4 separate regions of the Homo sapiens genome follow, and all the other regions are linked to region 1. Evidence: chromatin contacts called from ENCODE Hi-C or POLR2A ChIA-PET data. All regions are on one chromosome and are shown on one strand. The core of a region is the stretch at or near the end of the contact, and the rest is flanking DNA. Distances in the headings are between cores, read along the strand shown.

Region 1 (3,744 bases), core at 607-3,106:
GACCCACAATTGGAGAGGCAAGTGGAGACCATTCGCAACCTCGTAGACTCCTACATGTCCATTATCAACAAATGTATCCGAGATCTAATTCCAAAAACAATAATGCACCTTATGATCAATAACGTAAGTGATTATAAACTACCTCCATTTAACTTCTAACCCATCCGAGTGTGGAAGTTGCACATATTATCTTCAGCTTCTTTGTGTATTTTCTGGATAGTTCAAATAATATTACCCAGGTTCATCATTTTCCATTAGACGTGATATGTGACTGACCAGTGAAAGAGAACTTAGGGAAGAAAACTTAAAACTTCTAGCTATAGGACTGAGGTATTCCCCATTGGCTGTCTTCTAGAAGAGTGTGAGTTTGCTCACAATAAAGCAAAACAAAAACACCATAATCCTGGGCATCATGTAAATTAATTGCAAAACCAGCAAAGAAACCAGATGCCCTGGCTCCTAGACTTTGAGACTAAAGGCAAAGGATATATTTGTTCCTATGCCCATGCGTGTGCATGCATGTGCACACACATATATAAAATATGTTAATATGATTATTTTCAGCTTCTAAAATCTATGGAATGCTATTTTAACCTGGGAAAGGGCTTCTTGCTTTATTCCCTCGGATTAAAAACTCAGTGAATTTTATTTTTCTAAGGTAAGGATGCTATAACCTCAAATCTGAAAATCCTGCTTGACTAGCCATCAATGGGTCTAAATAACCTTTTCAAGGTTATTTATAGTAGTCAGAGTATGATACTTAAATTATGTTTGATTTAGTTCTTTTGGTAGTTAACTTTTTACAGTACAAATAATACCACAAGTTATTTGAGAAATAGTCTTTTAGATAAGATAGGTTATAATGAGGTGTTTTATAGGGGGCTTTTCTGAATCTTGACAAGTGAGACACCAATAATTTTATTCCTAGTTATCTTCTAAGGACATCTTTTTATTTAATCCAATGATAAATTATGAGCATTACTTGTAAGAAATTAAAATTAGATGGCAAAGTACTAAAAAGAGCCCCAAAGTAGAATTTAGGAGAAATCTGGGTTCTAAATCTGGTTCTGCTACAGACTCTGTTGACCTAAGGTGAGTCTCTTTCATGTGTCTGTTTCCTCCATATGTAAAATACTAATTGTAGTAAGTGTATCTGACTTAGGGATTTGTTCCAGAAGATGGTACAAATGAAAGTACTGTGAAAAATATAATTGTAAGAAATTAATATGGCTGCCTATTTAAGAACTGTAAATAGCCCTTGTTCATATTTCATGGTTAATTTCAAAATTTTATTTCTAAATACGACAGTCCGTTCATTGTCCATGATCTCTGCATTCCTTGACTGTAAGCAACCCCAAGCACTCATGTGAACAATCTTATTTTTAACTAACACTATTTTCATACACGTATGTATTCAAACAAGGTTAGCTGGATGCTTTGAAGAATCAGCAACAGGTAAGCAATAAATTAGAAATGTGGGAACTATGAATTGTATTCTTTTGACCAATGGCTTTCTGTGTAACCTAAAGCAAATCATTTCGCCCCTTTGAGTTGAAGTCAGTTTCTTCTAAAACTACAGTGAGGTACCTCACAGAGCCATCAGAGATTATAATAAAAGTGGCTATAAGCCATTTAGAAAAATATAAAGTACTAAACAAATAGTCTGTGTATTTTTAAAATTACCTTCTTCATTTACTTAAATGAATTCAGGTTGTTTTGCTGTGGTATATCCAGGCACTTGCTTATTTAAACATTTTCCTGATTAAGGATCATTTATCTTTTCACTGTTTCACCGAGAGTCATTAGTGCTGCCATCAGTTCAAACGCTGCTTTGCTCTGCACTATATTAAATCATCAGCACAGGAAATAGCACTTCCTGCCTATAGCTGTGAGGAGTAGCTTGACACAAATTAGCTAAAAGGAAAAAAAAAAAAAACAAAAAACCCCTATTGCAAATCTATCCTACTTTCACCTTCTCAAGAAAAACATACACACATGCACACACATATGCGCACACACACACACACACACACTGAAAGAAAGAAAGAAAGAAATGCAGGGGTAGTTTCCCTCACTCTTCACTGGTGTGTTTTCTTGTTTTAATGAAATGGCTAAACCTCCACCTACAGGATATTATCCTCGGAGGTAAAGTTCTGATAGTTGTCTTGAGAGAGACCTCACATAAGAGTCGTGAGAAAGGAGACTTCAATTAAGATCTGATCACCAAGGTCAAATCTTGAAGTAAAAACTAATAGGAATGTGGAGAAGGCGAAAGTATCATGTAGTGCTGAATTCTTATGAAATTGTGGCTTTGTTTGAAATTTAACTTTTTGTATCTACCAGAAGTTAGTTTTACATATCTAGAATGACTGCTTTTCTTGGGTATTATTTTATGTGCTTTTTAAACATATATAAAAAGGTATAGTTTTATATATAATACATATATTTTAAAATTATATATGTATAATTCTATATATGAAAAATATATATCTCTTTTATTAATGTAGTCATATTGTCGTGGCATCTTATTGTACAGAATGCCCAAGCCTATTTTGTTCATTCCACACGTGACCTGTTGAGTCCAAGGAAACTGAAACAGTGAACACCCAGCACTGTGCCATCTAGATGTATTGATTTTTTAACTTGATTCAAAGTGAAGAGATCTTCAAATGAAAGAACTAATAATAAAATCACAACGAGAAAACTAGTCTTTTGACTCCTAATTCTAAATTCTATTCACTTAACCCTGCTGCATCTTTAAATGAGTTTGGATCAAAAAGCTAATTGTTCCTCCAGAATCAATAAATGCCTAAAACACGGTCCTCTATTTCTTCCTGGTCTATCAAAAGCGGTGTTCTGGCCTTTCCTCTTTGAAATGGGAATGAAAAAGAATATGTTTCGGCCTTCTGAAAAAGAATATGTTTCAGCCAACATTCATAAAGTTCAGAATTTGGTGGGCAGTTTCCTTTGAAAGTTTACATTAAGTGTTCTGCCACTCAAATCTCCATATGGAATTGTTTAAGAAGTTTAAAGCCTAGCAATAAATGCCTTGCCTCAGACATACTGTAAGCCTTTGTCTATTGAAATGCAGCAGCTGTTTCATTACTTAAACATACCAGGTAACAGCAGCACAAAGAAATAGCAAGTTTATGACAGACGGTCTTTCTGGACAGGCTACAGTCAAAGCAGCAGAGTTTTGCTCAGGACTTTAAAGCTAACACACACATAACACCCCATGGTAAGCCCATTTGGATGGCCTCTTCTCTGTAGCTCACCCCACCAGAAGTTCTCCATCAAAGAATGAAGTGGATCCAGCTTTATTCTAAAAATGTGTTCGGTGTGGCAAAGTGGCACATAATTCTGTTTGAACCTGTCAGCCAACCACATGTTGGATACCCATTATTTTCCACAGCTTATAAATGAAGAAATTGAGGTTCTGAGACATTGACTTGCCCAAGATCACACAGCTGGGGGTGGCAGAGTTAAGACTGAAATCCAAGTCTTCTCACTCATAGTCTGATGTTCTCACCATTTGAACATTGGATAATGCACGTGACAGGGTTAGGAAACTCTAAGTCAGCCCTCTCCAACTAGAGGACTCCTACCCCCACAGGGTATTCATGAGTTATTTTCCCAGACAGTTAATTTTACTTGAAGATTTAATTAGGATTTGTTTGAAGGTGAGAAGCAATGTTTGAAATCTTTCTCATATTTAAGCAAACCCAGATAATACAAAAGAGAATG
Region 2 (3,744 bases), core at 608-3,107, 310 kb before region 1:
ATACAAATGGTTTTACATACCCTTGAATTCCATGACACAGCTGCACGTGTGATGTTGTGGAGAGAACACTGGACTTAGGCCATGTGCTCGCCACAAAATAACATCATGTTCTTGTGTAAATCACTTCTTTGGACTGTTGTTTTCTCATGTACAGCATTAATATATTGGTCTATATGCTCTCTGAAAGCCTGTGTAAGTTAGTATTACAGGATTTTGTGATTCTCAGATGAGTGGGAAGGAGGTGAGGGAGAAATGGGGAAAAGGAAGAAGACAAAATAAAAGAGAGAGGAAAAAACCACAGGGAGAGACACACACAGCACACAGAGTGTGCGTGGGGAAGAGGAGCAGGTGGAGGAGAAAGGAGAAAAGGAAGGACAGAGGGATGGAGACCCAGCAGATTGGGACATTCGTGAGTGATTCCAGTAACCACCTTGTCTCTGCTTGAGCTGTGGATTCATTGTCACTACTTTTTATCATTGTGTTTTGAAAGTTAATTAATCACCATTTATAGTTTTCACTTGTTTACCAACTTTCACAGTCTTGGATAGCTGCAATAGCCAAAAGAGGAGAAAACAGGCTTTGTGATTCAGTTGAGATGAACAAATCAGTATTAACTCCTGAGTCAGTGAAATCAAGCCTAGAGCCAGATATGGAGCCCTAGGGCCAGAGGTTCTCCCTAATGTCTAATGTCTTGGCCCCTCCTGGGCTGAGAAAACTTAAGTTCTTAAGAATCAGCTGTACTCCTGACCTTAAGTAAATAAGCTAACTGTTTTAATTTAGTGTTTTCATCTATAATATTCAAATGATAATAAATCCTACTTAACTCTTTAGGATCCGCTGTCAAAATAATATTGGAGAAAATATAGGATAATTATTTAAAGCATTTTAAATATTTGTAATCATATCTATGTCAGTTGCTAGCTTCTTCATATTTCAGAGTTTTTGTTTTAGTAAAATGGCATGTTCAAACTTCACCATGTTGTTAAGATTGTGGGCTCTGGGCTCAGACTACCTGAATTTGAATTTCAGCTCTGTTGTTAACATTTTGTGTAACTTGTGACAAGTTATTTGACATCTTTACACTTCAATTTTCGCATCTTAAAGTGAGACAATAGTGGTAGTTAACTCACAGACATTTTGTGAGGATGGAAAGAAGTAATCAAAATACAAGGCCAGGTGTAGTGGCTCACACCTGTAATCCCAGCACTTTTGGGAGGCTGAGGCAGGCAGATTGCTTGAGGTCAGGAGTTCGAGACCAGGCTGGGAAACATGGTGAAACCCTCTCTCTACAAAATATTAAACAATTAGCTGGGCACGGTGGCCTGCACTACCAGTAGTCCCAGCTACTCGGAGGCTGAGGTGGAAGGATCACATGAGCCTGGGAGGTTGAGGCTGCAGTGAGCTATGGTCATGCCACTGCACTCCAGCCTGGGTGACAGAGCAAGACCCTGCATATATATATATATATATATATATATATATATATCTTAGTTCTTAATTAATTTTAGTTGTTTTTGTTGTTATTCCCAAAGAGCTATGGCACATGGTAGATTCGAGGAAGAATTGCCTTTTCTGATTCCAAGGGAAATTGTTTTCAATCTGCAACTCAGTTACAGTGGTTAATTTATTCCTCAAGTAGGACATAAGGGATGGAGCAGGCATCTCCCTACTAAGTCACAGTCTCAGGTGGTGTGGTCCAACAGTTATCAAGTGCCTGTCAAAGCTGGTAGTGGTCACCTCTAATATGGACTTGTGTGGCATAGCAGAAACATGCCTGGTTTTGGTAGTGTGGACATGTCATTTTGGATGGATCTCGCATTTGAATTCTGGACTCTGCTGCCTGGGACCATGTGGTACTTTTAAAGTATCCAGTTAGACAGAGTGACCCATATCCTCAGGCCTCCGCGCCTGAACAGCTCTGGGACATTCTTGCAGTTTTATTTCTTTCTTTAAAAAGTAGAGTTACTACCAACTTCTGCTCTGGAAGCTTTGTGGGAAAAAAAAATCTTCAAAATTAAGAATATGGAAAGCCATAAATCTGTCTGTAGCTTTTTCTTAAACAAAGGTTTTTTGAATGTCTGAGTGTGCCAGCTGTTAGTCTTGGTGCTTCCATACATGTCACTGCATGTTGAAGCAGTGGACTTTCTGGGCAACTACTGCTACCAGGGGTAGCTTTACTTTGCTTCAACTAAATATTCAATAACTGTGGATGAAAAAGGCAGTGAGAAACTCTGAGAAAGTGAAAAAATGAGAAAAAAATGGATTATTTTTCTTTTCATCCCCCACATGCGACCTGGCTCTTTTCCTAGAGTGAACACAGACTCCCAGTTTCCAGGAATATAATGAGAACAGCCATAGCTTTTATTTTTTTTCCACTTTTTTTCCTATACTACAGTCCAAGTTAATGTGTGTGAACGTCCAAAAGCTATTCATGACAGCCTTTGGCAATGTTGAGAATTATGTAGATATTTTGCTCCTTATAGTGGCAACAATTTATTTGTGTTCAAATATTACAGTTTATTGGTACAAACTTTTGGCCAAATGGATTTGGAGTATACAATTTAACTGAATCTGGCTTTATTGTTGGGAGAAGAGAGGCAAAACTACAACTAATCCAATAATGATCACGCTTCCTAATGTTTCAGTTTTCTTCAAGATATGAAACAAAACTCTGACTGTATGAATTTTTTTCATACAAGTATGATGTTATTGACCTAATAGCCCCCATGCCTTGACTTTATTTTTGGTAGTGGGAGTAGATTTGGAGTGATCTTTTAAATCTTTTTTTGACAGGTCCCCTTGTGACTCTCAGCAAGAATTGGTCAGATGACTGGTTGAGATTAGCCACAAAAACAAAGCCTCCAGCCTATAGCACTGGGTACTGAGTACAAAACAAGAACAAGTGGCCACGTACTAATTATATATATGTATATGTGAGAATAAATCACTCCCTGGAAAGTTAACTGTTCTTGGCCAGGCACGGTGGCTCACGCCTGTAATCCCAGCACTTTGGGAGGCCAAGGTGGGTGGATCACCTGAGGTCAGGAGTTCAAGACCAGCCTGGCCAACATGGTGAAATCCCATCTCTACAAAAGTACAAAAATTAACTGGGCATGATGGCAGGTGCCTGTAATCCCAGCTACTTGGGAGGCTGAGGCGGGAGAATTGTTTGAACCCAGGAGGCGGAGGTTGCAGTGAGCTGAGATTGCACCATTGCACTCCAGCCTGGGCAATAGAGTGAGACTTGTCTCAAAAAACAACAACAAAAAAAAGAGTTAACTGTTCTTCAAGCCTGGTAGATAGTTACACAAATAAGGCCGCAAATGTTTATTGGGCACCTATTGTGTGTATCATGCTAGGCTCTAAGTTCTAAGGATAAAATGGTGAACAAGATAAACATAATCCTAGCTTCTATGGAGTGTACATTCTTGCAGAGAAGAGAAATATTAAAAAAAATTAATAATTAATTACATTTGTAGTAAATGCCACAAATAAGTATAGGGTGCTATATAGATATACACACACATACACAAACACACATATATGTATATATAGTGTATATATACATGTACATATATGTATGTATGTATATATGTGTGTATTTACATGTACATATATACATACATATACGTATATATGCTTATATGTATATATACACATATAAGTATATGTGTACATATTTGAACATATGTGCATATGTGTACATATTTGAACATATATGCATATGTGTACATATTGAAACAT
Region 3 (3,744 bases), core at 419-2,918, 260 kb before region 1:
AAGAGACCCCACAGGAGGTTCTCACATGCCTGCTCTTTGCTTCCCTTGTTCACTGACTTCTGCACTCATCATCCCCCTATTTCCTTGCACTGCTGTAGACCTGGTTGTTTTCTGAGACAGTCCCTATCCAGTATTCTTTTCTCACATTCCACATTTGGTGCGAATCCAAAGCCAGTCCAGCATGGAGTGGACAGGTGGTGTTGGGGAGGGGGAACAGGGAAAGGCAGAGGAGAAGCAAAGCTCCAATGGAGATTCCCTTCTTTCTCCCATAGCTGAGGACCCTGTATTCTCAAGGGTAGCCACCTCAGCTCTATGAACCAACTGTTTTTGGAAGTACATCTGGAACACTTTGGGATATTAAAATAGGGCTTTGTGGTCAAACTTGGAGTTGGTAAGCAAAGTTAAAAGGTGTGTTTATCTTGATACTTCTCAGCATTTTTAATAGAAGAATGTGCATTGTGTACGTGAGAGAAGACCGTATGGTATTGCAGGAATTTCATAACTTTTTTAGTCATGAAAACTTTTTTCATGGAATGTCTCTCTTAAATAGCATTTCTTAGAACGTACTTTGAGAAACCCTGCCTCAACCCCATCAGTTACTTAAAAGTCTTCACTGGGCCGGACGTGGTGGTTCCCGCTTGTATTCCCATCACTTTGGGAGGCTGAGGTGGGCGGATCACCTGAGGTTGGGAGTTTGAGACCAGCCTAACCAACATGGAGAAACCCTGTCTCTACTAAAAATACAAAATTAGCCAGGCATGGTGGTGCATGCTTGTAATCCCAGCTACTTGGGAGGCTGAGACAGGAGAATTGCTTGAACCTAGGAGGCAGAGGTTGTGGTGAGCTGAGATCATGCCATTGCACTCCAGCCTGGGCAACAAGAGCAAAACTCCATCTCAAAAAAAAAAAAAAGTCTTCACTGAGGCCTAAGCCTTCTCTCTATTTTAGAATACCAGAATGGCGGCATTTTTTTTTAAAATGTGCATGGCTCTTATATTTAGTCTTTGTGACTGATATGGTTTGACTGTGTCTCCATGCAAATCTCACCCTGAATTGTATCTCTCAGAATTCCCACGTGTGGTGGGAGGGACCCAGGGGGAGGTAATTGAATCATTGGGGCCAGTCTTTCCCGTCCTATTCTCATGATAGTGAGTAAGTCTCTCAAAATCTGATGGGTTTATCAGGGGTTTCTGCTTTTGCTTCTTCCTCATTTTTTTCTCGCAGCCACCGTGTAAGAAGTGCCTTTCATCTCCCACCATGATTCTGAGGCCTTCCCAGCCATGTGGAACTGTAAGTCCATTTAAACCTCTTTTTCGTCCTAGTCTTAGGTATGTTTTTATCAGCAGTGTGAAAATGGACTAATAGTGAATCAGGGTCCCACAAGTATCATCTTTAATCTTTCTCTGAAAGCTGAATTGTATTGGAAGTGGAGAGAGGAGAAAGAGGTTGTTTTTAGGAATGAGCTCTTTTATTTTGACCCCTAGTAATTACTAGCAGGTAAATCCTTAGAAGCACTGAAAAAGGTAGTGATACATAAGGGCAAGTTAGAAGTTGTGAAGTGTGTTCTCTTGCTTGGTAAGAAGAAAGACAACTGGGTCATACATAAGAGATTGTGGCACTGAACAGGGGAGTTGGTAAGCCACTCCTCGGGACCTCAAGACTAAAGTGCACAGGGCTAACCAAACTGACAGGAAAGTATGTTTGTGGTTTGCACAAGGTGAAAGCCCCAGTTACCCACAGCTATGTGCTTAATGGTGTCTATATCCTCACATCCTGCACTGCCAAAATCCACAGAACAATCAAAGGTGAGGAAGGAAGGTCCTTGATTCCTTCACATTGGAAGAGATTTAAAACTAGGATTCCACATTAGATACATGCATGCATTTTTCCCTAGAACATTAGTATTTATGGTAGTGGGTTCTCTATGAAGGATTGGCTACTAACACTTATTTAATACCTGAGTGTGTGAGCATCTCCTTAGTAATACTATTGGTACTCTTTTTCAGAGGTATGATAGGGTAAATAAATTTTTCTAGAATGTCTTAGGAACCCAAAACCTTAAAATTTGTCAGCCATTCTCATTACTTGACATTGACAAATTGCTCTATAGCTTTAATTTGAATGATTGAATGATAGCACATCTTGTTGCTTCCCTTTAGGGATCAAAATTTCCAGGAAGTCTTTTAAAACTGATTCTCTGTTTGATATGTTTTCTTCATTGGCCAATTCTTGTTTTGTTTTGTTTTTTCTTCTTTTGCAATTTTGGAAGATTTTTTTTTTCTGCATCTGGAAGATGCTGAGAAAGTATTGATTCACCATATGAAATCAGACTTACATGGGAAAATTTCACCTCTGTCACCCACCCGTTCCACTCTCGAGCTCCCCATCTCCATCAAGCCACAGCAACAACTCTTAGTGACGTTTCCCAGCCAGCAGGCATCAGGAGAGCCAGAGTGGTTTTTCTCATATTTAATGCTTTCAAACCAGTCACAGCTGGCTGCTCCTGCAAGTGCCCATCTCTCATCAGAGATGCTGAAGCTCCTCTCTGAGTCCCTCAATCCTCCCCTCTGTCCAGAGATTAAAGACAAAGGCCTGGCACAGAAGGGAGCCTTTGGTACCCTGCTTTAGCACTGTGACCCCATCACCTTTGGGGATTGGTCAGGCTGATGTCATACTAGTTGTTAATTTTTTTTTTTTTTTTTGAGACAGAGTTTCACTCTTGTTGCCCAGGCTGGAGTACAATGGAGCAATCTTGGCTCACCACAACCTCCGCCTCCCGGGTTCAAGCGATTCTTCTGCCTCAGCCTCCTGAGTAGCTGGGATTACAGGCATGCACCACCACACCCAGTTAATTTTGTATTTTTAGTAGAGATGGGGTTTATCCATATTGGTGAGGCTGGTCTCGAACTCCTGACTTCAGGTGGTCCGCCCGCCTCAGTCTCCCAAAGTGCTAGGATTACAGGTGTGAGCCACCACACCTGGCCAGTTGTTAAATATTTTTAATATTCTCTCTTCAGTAACCTTAAAACCAGTGAAAAAAATTTTACGTTTGACCTTACAGTGGCATTTGACCTTTGACCTTTCAATCTTTTCACCTTTACGTTTGACCTTTCAATCCTTTCGCCTTATTGAGACATTCTCTTTCATTCATTTTTGTAGTATTCTCTGTTCTCTCTCTCTTCTAGCCCCGCCTCGGTTTCCTTCATGGGTCCATCCTCTCCTCCCAGACATTGCACGTTGGCTTTCCTCAGCGCTCAGTCCTGGGCCCTCTTCTCTTCTCACCCAAATGCTCATTTTAAGTCATTTTTTTCACACCCACAGTTTTATTTACACCTGCAAACAACAATTCACAAATTTGCACATCTGATCCAGACATCTTTACAGCCAATGATCTATTTCACATGTTCACATCTTGACATGTCCAGACTGAACTTATGACTCCTCCACTCCCTAAACATAGTCCTCCTACTCTCTGTCCATGAATGTGCCTCAACAGTCTGTTTAGTTTCTTAAACGTAGACCTCGGGAGTCATCTTCGACACCCCTTTCTCTCCCATCTTCCATATCCAATTTATCATTGTCATACTAACTTCTCTTCCTAAATATTCTTCAAATCTGTCCACTTCTCCATATGTTCATTTCTAAAACTTTGGTCAAAGTTATCATCATTTTTAATGTCGGATTCTGCAATAGTCAACTATCAATCACCCTGTATCCTTTTTCCTCTCTCGAATCTCTTCACCA
Region 4 (3,744 bases), core at 748-3,247, 260 kb after region 1:
CTAGCATCTCAGATGGGATGGCTTGAACCCTTGGGGACTGGCAGGGCATCTCACTCTCTTTCTCTGTGTGGTGTCTCCAGATTGTTAGCTTGGACTTCCTCACAGCATGGAGGCCTCAGGATAGTCAGACTTCTTGTGCGATGTCTGCCTTCTCATGAGCTATCCTTGGAAGCCCCACAGCGTCACTTCCCTTGCATTCTATTAGTTACACAGAAGCAGCTCACATTCACTGTGGGAGGGCATAAATACACTGGAAGGCATGACTCATTGTAGGGGGGTGTTTTGGAGACTCATTATCTTGGTGGAATTTTTAAACTAGACATTCTGAACCTAGGCTAGAGGTTGCAAACTCATTTATCTACATGGAACTGGCAGATGATTATGAGCAAGGAAGGCCTGAAGCAAGACAATTGGGACTGGGGCAGACTGTGCTGGACTGAAGAACACAGGTGTTATTAAAGGGGCACTTACTGCTCAGCACCAGCCGACTTTGCCTTACGAGACTACAGGCCCCTTGTTACTGCATCCTCTGAATTTTTAAAGGAAATTCGGCAACCTGGGTTTTTATACAAAATATCTTAATATGAAAAACCTGTTATTGGTCAAGCAAAACACTTCTGTGTTTAGCTTGTGGGCTGCTAGCTTGTGAACACTATTCTAGATCTCCAAGGTAACATCCACACGCATTAGCACAGCACACAAGGCCCTCATGACCTGCGGGGGCTACCTTGCCTGGCAGTCCAGCCTCATTTCTCACTCCTCTCTAACATTTGTGCATTCAGCAAGTATTTATTAATGCCTCCTTGTACCAAGTCTATTCTACGTTCTGGGGATGTAGCAGAGAGTAAAACAAAGTCCCTGCCCTCAGGGGGCTTACATTGTAGTTGGAGACAGACAATAAACAAAGAATTGTGTAAAATATCAGATGGCACTAAGTACCATAGAGAAAAATAAAGCCAGGTGAACCCTAGCTGGCAGGTTGCACAACATATCTTGCTCTCTTTTCATGCTCTCTTGTCTGCCTTGAATGACTCTTTTTCCTTTCAGCTTAACTGCCTTCTACCTATTGTATCACTTGGGGGCCTAGCTTGAGGGTTACAACCTCTGACACCTGTGATCCTGCAAGTGTGAAATTGATGACCGCCCTCCTTGCTTGTAAGGTACTTGTGTCTACTCTTACCATACGGTTATAACTGTTTTTTAAAGTTTATAGTTACTTTTCCATATCCCCCACTAGATAGTGAGTAAATTGAGGGTTTCTGCATATTCTTAAATTTTCCACGGATCTTTGTTGACTAAATGAACAGTCTCTTTGGAAAGATCTTCAAGGAAGGAGCTGCTTGGTGGGAGAAGAATTCTCCTGTCCTCTGTTTTTCTTTTCCTTTTCCAATAAGAAAGTTTCTTTCCTCTGCTCTCAAAGCACAAAACTATGCATGAGGTTATTTGAAAACCAAGTAAAAGGACATGGTTTGTGTCCTGTGGTTTGGGGGCTGGTTATTCATGAGTGTGAAATGTCTTACATTTTCAGTGAGTCACAGGAATGCAACTTTACCTGGTTGTGAGACATCAATACACTCATTCTGTTTGCATATTCATACACACACTCATGCATGAAAAAAGATGAAACACGTCCTTTATATCTACAGGCTGGGACTTATCTCTATGCATTTCACTAGGCAGATAAACAGGATGCACACTTATAATCGACAAAAATCAAACACTAAAATCTACTCCTGGCACTGCTCTATATCTACCCAGTATCTTTGACTTTCTGTGTGCTGTGGTTGTGTCTGGCTTCTGCTGCCTGGGCTTCCGGTGTGTGAAGCCTCCTTTGTCTAACATTCTGAGATCCCCTGTGAGTGTGACTGAGGCTGGCTTGGTTTTCTAGAAGACCCAGGAGTGGTTCTCCCTCTGCCCTGCATGTTGCTGCCCTATGGAACAAGATGACGGCTGAATTTCTGTTGCTTGGTGGAGTACACACATGTTCCACTGCATTCTGGAACGCTTGAGCTCTCGAGCCCAGACCGCAGAGTGCTGTGGGCAGATCAGTCTCTGATCTGTCTCATCTCTGGAAACCCTGATTCTCGTTATGTCAGAGCCTCTCCAAAGGAAAGTAACCAGGGTAGAATCCTGCATGAGGAGAGGAGCAGCCTTGGGCGGCAGGTGACTGCCTGTGAAGCTTGTGCCCTGGAAGGTTGGCTGTGGATAAATATCCACCCAAGGGCATAGCATGTGTGTGCCTTGCCTTTTAAGGGAGGGCTGGTTGAGGAACAGGATGGTCTGTTGTGGTTGCAGCTCCATGAGCAGACTAAGCCAGGCTGGCAGGAATGCCCAGAGGGTTCTGAGCAAACTTAGCAACGAGGATTCAGGTCACTTACCAGATTGACCATTTCTCTTTAATTGGTAATTTTCTTCATATGATGCTTCCAATAAAATGTGCCCAAAGGTTTTGTTGTTGTTATTTGTTTAAAAATAAAGCTAAAATAAATGGAGATAATAATTCTTTAAGCCCCATGTCAAATTCAGCCTTCCCCATGAAATATTTCTTCAGTTCCCAACTCTGTTCTTTCCTCCTTCTCCAGTCTAAATATGCCATCTCTCTTCTTTAACACAGTACTAATTTGGAGTCTTCTTAAAGTGTTTCTCGCACTTTCTCTTTTTAATGTAGTTACTGTTACATAAGAACTTCTCAGCTTCAGTGCTGTTTTTCTGACCGTGGACAATCAGGGTTCCTAGACTGACTTGTTCCTCTTTGCCTCCCTGAAGCAGTTAGTGTAGAGCTTTATGCCACAGGAACTCAATAAGCCACGGTAGAACCAAAGAGCTCTTAGCCTTGCACCATTCCCTTGCCCGCTCCTGGTGACTTGATGACCTGCACTGGCCACATGCTAGCAGGATTTCCAGGCAGACTGCCTAAACATTTCAAACAGATTGGGTCATGGCGGTAGAGCACATGGCGTGGCATGAGCTTCAGAAACGTGTTATGCTTAGACTTCCCATGAACTTTATAGCTACTTTACCGTCTGAGAGCTACAGACAATCTTTCCACCCCTGGTAGCTGTGTAACATCCTTGAGGACATGGAATATTTTCCATTTCATTATATCCCCACAATGGTACCTGGTGCCAGGTGCTCAGGAAGTATTGGTGGAGTGGTTGATTAGGTTGCCTGGCTTTGCAGGGGCTTATCAGTCTATAATTTACACCACTGACCTTCCCCCAAACTCCAGGGAGGGAAGAGGGACTGAAGATTAGCAGAAAATCACCCAGGAAAGACAATAAGAAATGAAGGCTTCTACTCAAAAAGTAGGATTTCTAGTAAGTCATGAAGGCTTAATGCTGTGTCTTTGTGAAAGGACTGAAGTCTGCCCTGTTTGTGCTGGATGAAGGCAGGGAAAGAAGGACTTTGAGATCGGGATGTCCATCATACATGATGGAAACTTGGGTTTTAGCAAGAGAGAATATGTAGTGGTGATGAACTCTAATTTCAGGCATTTAGGGGTACCTCTAATTGAAAAATTATATTCTGGGGACCTGGAAAGAATTGTGGGAGTCGGAGGAGGTGAAACCTCAACAAAAGCAGTTTCATATTCTCACACTGAAACTCAGTGGAATGTTAGGTGGGTGGGGAACTAGAGGTCAGCCCGGGATGAGCTCTTGTCTCCTGGTAAGCTCTGCTCTCCCACTAAAGCACCCTACTTAGGGCCAGGGCCCCCATTTGGGTGAAGTTAACCTTTCCTCTTCT

The links. A loop is a pair of places that touch in the nucleus more often than their neighbours do. ChIA-PET counts read pairs that join two places held with the same protein, here RNA polymerase II (POLR2A). Pooled maps may share reads with other maps.
Region 2: POLR2A ChIA-PET joins it to region 1 with 15 read pairs in PC-3. The contact joins two enhancer-like sites. A Hi-C loop is called at or near these places in 2 of 168 maps with a recorded cell type or tissue (GM12878 and left colon). POLR2A ChIA-PET finds 5 or more read pairs at or near these places in 2 of 52 experiments (BJ and PC-3).
Region 3: a loop to region 1 is called in a pooled map, with 3 times the contacts of the local background. The contact joins two enhancer-like sites. A Hi-C loop is called at or near these places in 7 of 50 pooled maps. POLR2A ChIA-PET finds 5 or more read pairs at or near these places in 3 of 52 experiments (BJ, CD4-positive, alpha-beta memory T cell and GM12878).
Region 4: a pooled map shows a loop between it and region 1 (4-fold over the local background). The contact joins two enhancer-like sites. A Hi-C loop is called at or near these places in 7 of 50 pooled maps. POLR2A ChIA-PET finds 5 or more read pairs at or near these places in 2 of 52 experiments (CD4-positive, alpha-beta T cell and activated CD4-positive, alpha-beta T cell).

Annotation. Positions count from the first base shown.
Region 1 is chr1:172,379,060-172,382,803 of GRCh38, forward strand. It overlaps DNM3 (dynamin 3), which reads left to right. Exons shown (of 21, transcript NM_015569.5): 18 at 1-123. Among named protein-coding and RNA genes, the nearest start is that of C1orf105, 40 kb to the right of the region's middle. Within about 2 kb of position 1,857, at least 7 of the 41 ENCODE cell types and tissues checked have a DNase peak (open chromatin) inside an H3K27ac peak, as active enhancers do; they include GM12878, where a contact is called at or near this core.
Region 2 is chr1:172,069,635-172,073,378 of GRCh38, forward strand. The region is part of intron 11 of DNM3 (dynamin 3); the gene reads left to right. Among named protein-coding and RNA genes, the nearest start is that of MIR3120, 67 kb to the right of the region's middle. Within about 2 kb of position 1,858, at least 3 of the 41 ENCODE cell types and tissues checked have a DNase peak (open chromatin) inside an H3K27ac peak, as active enhancers do.
Region 3 is chr1:172,116,308-172,120,051 of GRCh38, forward strand. All of the region lies in intron 13 of DNM3 (dynamin 3), which reads left to right. Among named protein-coding and RNA genes, the nearest start is that of MIR3120, 21 kb to the right of the region's middle. Within about 2 kb of position 1,669, at least 2 of the 41 ENCODE cell types and tissues checked have a DNase peak (open chromatin) inside an H3K27ac peak, as active enhancers do; they include GM12878, where a contact is called at or near this core.
Region 4 is chr1:172,637,479-172,641,222 of GRCh38, forward strand. No RefSeq gene overlaps it. Among named protein-coding and RNA genes, the nearest start is that of FASLG, 20 kb to the right of the region's middle. RefSeq lists an enhancer at 1,059-2,258. Within about 2 kb of position 1,998, at least 6 of the 41 ENCODE cell types and tissues checked have a DNase peak (open chromatin) inside an H3K27ac peak, as active enhancers do.